Linked DNA regions of Homo sapiens: region 1 is linked to region 2. Evidence: chromatin loops called from intact Hi-C (ENCODE). Cell type or tissue: PC-9. All regions are shown on one strand. Links, peaks and the distances in the headings refer to the core of each region. The heading gives the core; the rest is flanking DNA.

What was found. A loop is a pair of places that touch in the nucleus more often than their neighbours do. Peaks named below come from ENCODE experiments on the same cell type or tissue, not always from the same donor. Only the 100,000 strongest peaks of a DNase experiment are listed, where the experiment ranks them.
Region 1: it touches region 2 in a loop (11-fold over the local background); 2 of 110 quality-filtered maps call a loop at or near these places.

The regions. Positions count from the first base shown.
Region 1 is chr18:9,778,671-9,781,492 of GRCh38, forward strand. The region is part of intron 2 of RAB31 (RAB31, member RAS oncogene family); the gene reads left to right. Among named protein-coding and RNA genes, the nearest start is that of RAB31, 72 kb to the left of the region's middle. In PC-9, for the core only: no CTCF peak of the experiment used is centred there; a DNase peak (open chromatin) is centred at 1,131; H3K27ac peaks cover 1,478 bases.
Region 2 is chr18:9,875,972-9,878,793 of GRCh38, forward strand. No RefSeq gene overlaps it. Among named protein-coding and RNA genes, the nearest start is that of TXNDC2, 8.6 kb to the right of the region's middle. RefSeq lists a cis regulatory region at 938-1,755. In PC-9, for the core only: no CTCF peak of the experiment used is centred there; a DNase peak (open chromatin) is centred at 1,210; H3K4me3 peaks cover 1,500 bases; H3K27ac peaks cover 2,500 bases.

The DNA.
Region 1 (2,822 bases), core at 140-2,639, 97 kb before region 2:
ATGTTGGCCAGGCTGGTCTTGAACTCCTGACCTCAGGTGATCCACCCCCCTTGGCCTCCCAAAGTGCTGGGATTATAGGCGTGAGCCACTGTGCCCAGCCACACATATAACTTTTGACTCCCTCAGAATTTACCTGCTAATACCTGACCATTGACCTGAAGCCTTATGGAGAACATAGTCAATTCACAAATATTTTGTAAGTGATGTGTATTATATACTGTATTCTTACAATAAAGTAAGCTAGATAAAAGAAAATATTACTAAGAAAATCATAAGGAAGCGAAAATATATTTACTATTCATTAAGTGGAAATGGACCATCATAAAGGTCTTCATCCTCATTGTCTTCACATTGAGTAGGCTGAGGAGGAGCAGGAAGAGGAGGGGTTGGTTTTGCTGTCTTGAGCGTGGGAGAGGCAGAAGGGATCGAATTAGAAGTGGGCCCATGACATTCAAACCCATGTTCAAGGGTCAACGGTCTATGGAAACTCTCTGCACTTTCTTCTCAGTTTTTCCTGTAAACTAAAAGTGCTCTAAAAAACTGTTATTAGTTTAAAAATTATGTCTTAGTTTTTAAAATTATGAAAAAATTTATACTATGTAGAAATATATAAAATAAAAAGTGAAGTCAGAGGATTTTGCTAGCTCTTCAATCCCGTATTCTTCAATTTACATAACCAATATTTAGAGTCCAAAGTGCATGTTAAACATATTTCTTATAAGTACTTTCTGTGGACATGCAGGTATACAAGCTAAAAATGAAAACGTATCACACTTTACCTAACAAGCCACAACATACATTCCCAGTCCACTTAGGTCCTCCTTATTCTTTTTCACTGCTGGTTGCCAGCCTCTGGGAAACTGAGTCAGGCTGCCAAGTGATGACTGTTAACTTGTTATTAAGTTGCAGGCTGCAATTAGGGTATAATACAAGTATGCCCCGTGCAATATTTGGGACATGTGTATACTAAAAATTTATTAGTTCTTTATCTGAAATTCAAATTGAACTGGCATCCTGTATTTGTGTTTGCTGAAGGTCACAACCCTTACCTCACCCCTCCTTTGGGCTTAAGCCAAGCTGGTTGGGTTTCCGAGTCTTGCAACCAAAGGGACCTCAATAGAAGCAGGCAGTTGTGCAATAGGGCTTACACAGGTGACTCAACTTTAATTGTGACACAGACAAGATTAAAGTCTAATTGTTTTGATTATAAAAGTTCATGTTCGACTGGGCGTGGTGGCTCCTGCCTATAATCCCAGCACTGTGGGAGGCTGAGGCAGGTGGAACATTTGAGCCCAGGAGTTTGAGACTAGCCTGGGCAACAGGGCGAAACTTGGTCTCTACAAAAAAATACAAAAATTAACTGGGTGTAGTGGCATGTGCCTGGAGTCCTAGCTACTTGGGAGGCTGAGGTAGGAGGATCACCTGAGACCTGGAGGTTGAGGCTGCAGTGAGCCATGATTGTGCCACTCTACTCCAGCCAGGGCAACAGAGTGAAATACTGTTCCAAAAAAAAAAAAAAAAGTTCATGTTCACTCTAAAAAAAACCCAAAGAACACAGAATTCATGAAACTAGGAATCTTAGTGTACATACAGTTTTTTTTTACTCTGTGTTTTCTACTTAATATATTTTGAACATTTTTTACAGTGTCACATAATCTTCAAAAACATGTTGAAAGTATTTTTTCTGATTATAAAAGTATTATATACTCATCATAAACAACTGAAAATGAAAAAAACATGAGGAAAAATATTTTAAAAACCCATAATCTACCTCTTAGAGGTAATTACTGTAAACATTTTGTTATTTTCTTCCAGCCCTTTTCTTGTATAAGTGTGTGTATGCGTTATTTATTCAACATCATTTTGTGAATTTCATGCCATTAAATAGTCTTTAAAAACAATTTTTAATGGTTGTATTTTTCACTTCAGGCATTTAGGTTGTTTAAACACTTTTGTACTTTTATAAATAATGTTATGAGGCTAGACACGGTGGCTCACGCCTGTAATCCCAGCACTTTGGGAGGCCAAGGCAAATGGATCACCTGAAGTCGGGAGTTCAAGACCAGCCTGGCCAACATGGTGAAACCCCATCTCTACTAAAAATGCAAAATTAGCCAGGCATGGTGGTGCACGCCTGTAATCCCAGCTACCTTGGGAGGCTGAGGTAGGAGAATCGCTCGAACCCGGGAGGCAAAGGTTGCAGTGAGACGAGATTGTGCCACTGCACTCTAGCCTGGGTGACAGACAGAGTGAGACTCTTGTCTCAAAAAACAAAACAAAACAGAACAAAACAAAACATAAATAAATAATGTTATGATGTACCTCGTTGGGCATAGATACCCATGTATACTGCTGATTATTTCTTTAGGTTAAACTCTTAGCAATGGAATAATTTAGTCCAAGAATAAAAATCTATTTAAGGCTCTCAATGGATATTACCAAATTGTTTTTCGGAAAGGTTATCTCTGTACCAGCTTTAGGTATTTTTTTTTGTACAATTTTTAACTTTATAAAATTGTAAAAGTTTGTATGATTTTGAATTCTATTCTTTTCCTCTAACTTCAAATGTTCGCATTTTCTCGTAGCTTAATGTTTCTTTGTTAAAACAATTTTACATGATGGCAGCATGGTATTGTGTGCTGTTCTTTTTTCTTTTTTTTTATTTGAGACAGAGTCTTCTCTGTTGCCCATGCTGGAGCACAGTGACGCGATCTTGGCTCACTGCAACCTTTACCTCCCAGGTTCAAGCAATTCTCATGCCTCAGCCTCCCAAGTAGCTGGGATTACAGGCACTCGCCTCCACGCCTGGCTGATGTATTTTT
Region 2 (2,822 bases), core at 165-2,664:
AAAAATTAGCCGGGCGTGGTGGTGGGTGCCTGTAATCCCAGCTACTTGGGAGGCTGAGGAAGGAGAATCGCTTGAACCCAGGAGGTGGAGCTTGCAGTGAGCTGAGATCGTGCCACTGCACTCCAGCCTGGGCGACAGAGTGAGACTCTGTCTCAAATAAATAAATAAATAAATACCCATAATCCACACTGATATTAATATATAATCGAATTAATAAATTTTGGGGGGGAGGCAAATATTCCAAACAGAAGAATTCCAAATCATTTCTGTGGCTACTCCTCCCTCAAAGAAGTAGAGCATAATCTCCACCCTTGGGCATGGGCTGTGCATGGTGACTTCCTTCCAAAGGGTACATACTATAAGGAAACGGTAAAATTATTCACAGTAAAATCATTCACTCTGGAGAAACCTGACAAACACCACCTCAGCCAAGTGGTCAAGGTCAACATCATCAGTGATAAGCAATGTTTGATAGTATCAACCCTTGATATGTTTAATTTGTGATGAAGTTGATGAAAATGACACTTTCCCTCTGTGGTCTTCCTTCTAAAAACATGTAACCCTGGTCTAACCATGAGAAACGCACCAGACAAACCTCACTTGAGAGACATTTTTCAAAATATCTGACCAGTACTTCTGAAAACTGTCAAGACAATCAAAAAAGGAAAGTCTGAGAAGCTGTCACAGCTGAGAGAAGCCTAAGGAAACATGACAATGAAATATAACTTGGTATCCTGGATGGGGTCCTGGAAAAAAGAAAAAAAGGATGTTGGGGAAAAACTAATGGAATCCAAATAAAGTATGGGTTTTAGTGAATAGTAATATGTCAATGTTGGCTCCTTAGTTGTGACAAGCATACCATAGTAATCTAAGATGTTAACAGTGGAGAAAATTGGATGTGGGGTGTATGGGAACTCTGTACTATCCTTGAAACTTTTCTATGAACATATGTATTCTAAAATTAAAAGTTTATGTAAAAACGCATTATTATGCCCAAAGGGCTGCTTCTCTCTGGAGTAAAGATTGGAAGGAATGTCAGAGGTAAGGGACAGCCGCCTGTGTGCCCCAGTTAGTACTGTAACTAGGATAGAGAGCTTGGGGTTAAAACTGCCCCCGGAGAGTTAAAGAAACAATGACTAACAGAAATTCTTGGGCTTACAAGATAGCAGATAAGAAAAGAAACAAAGTTTAAACTGAAACTACGCCCCAAAGAGTAAGAAACCAATGACTAACAGAAATTCTTGAGTTTGCAGGATGGCAGATAAAAAGAAACCATTTGTTGAAATGCTGACACTCCCTCAGCTTGTGAGATTTCAAAACTGGCTGAAATCGGTTGGAACCAAAATGGCCAACTGGATTTTGCACAGAACAGGCTTGCTGATGTCACAGCCCATGTTTCCACCATGTGTTTCATACTAACTCCCCCTGAAATTTATACACGCAACTCATGAGGTGGCAGTTATCAAGAGATAACTGTGCATGTCCGAGGAGTTTCCAGACCTCCCCTTTCCTTCCACCAATTATCTACTAATCCCGGAATCCACCCCCTAATCCTTTCCTGATAAGATTACCGCCTTGAAGCCAGCACAGGGAGACAAATTTGAGCTGGGCTGGTCTCTTTGCTAGTTGACTTGCAATAAAAAGCTTTGCTTTTTCATAGTATTGCCTTCTAGTGCCTCAGACGTTACCCTTTTTTACTTGATAATAGGGTTAAGATTCTTTTACCTCCAAATCTTAATTTGGAGATATGATTTCTAGCAGGGCTCTTTTCTTACAAAATTCCACAAAATGCACCCACTTTGCATCTTACTGTGTTGATTAGTGGTGATCCATATTAAATTTCTGCCTCCCCATTGCCTATCCATTAGGCTAAATAACCAAGAGTCTGAATCTTTATAGGGAGCATATTTTTATTATTCCACAGTAAATTGGTGGGCACTGGAGTATATGTAGTACTAAAAAAAAAAAGCCCTTAATGTATAAACATGCTCTCTTTAACTCTCTGAGATGGTTGAATTTTTAATAAGGTAGCAAAAGGAGTGAATTGCAGACTAACTTCACTTTAAACTATTTCCTCGTATTAGAATTCTCATTGAATTAAATCCTCCAAAGTTTTAGTACTATAAATAATAGTACTAAAAAAATTATTATACAATAAAAATATTATTGCTATTACTATTATTACTGATTTGGGGCTGTAAAGGAGGCAGTCTCAGAATCAAAAGTTCAGAAGTTTATATTTAAATATATCACCAGGAGAAATCGGAAAAGAGAAAATGATAGATTTGACTACACAAAAATGGAAGCATCTATGTATTGTTCCCAAAATATCATCAATGAAATTAAAAGGGAAACTGAGAAAAAACTATGACAATGACTGGTAAAAGGAAATTATATATAAGTACATATGCTAAGAAAATTAATATATATGGATATGCCTTCCCTTCAAGAAATATTAAGCAAAGGCCATGATATAGCAATTTGTAAAGAAAGAAATGGAAATTGATGATAAATATTTTTAAAATTTCAATAAAGAAATGCAAATTGTTACTAATAACATACTAATGTTCAGTCAAGAAATGCAAATTGTTAATAATGACAACTTTTTTGTCCATCAATTGCACTTTAATACCTTGCTGATAGAACAGCTTTTCTTAAGAACATTTGGCAATATCTATCAAAAAGTCTCTGGAATGTCTGCTAATTGATCTAGGGATTCCATTTTTATAATTTTTCTAAGAAGAAAATTAGTATGTGGAAAGACTTCTTCATAAATAAGTTTATTACTACATTGTTTATAATAGTAAAGAATCAAAACCAAC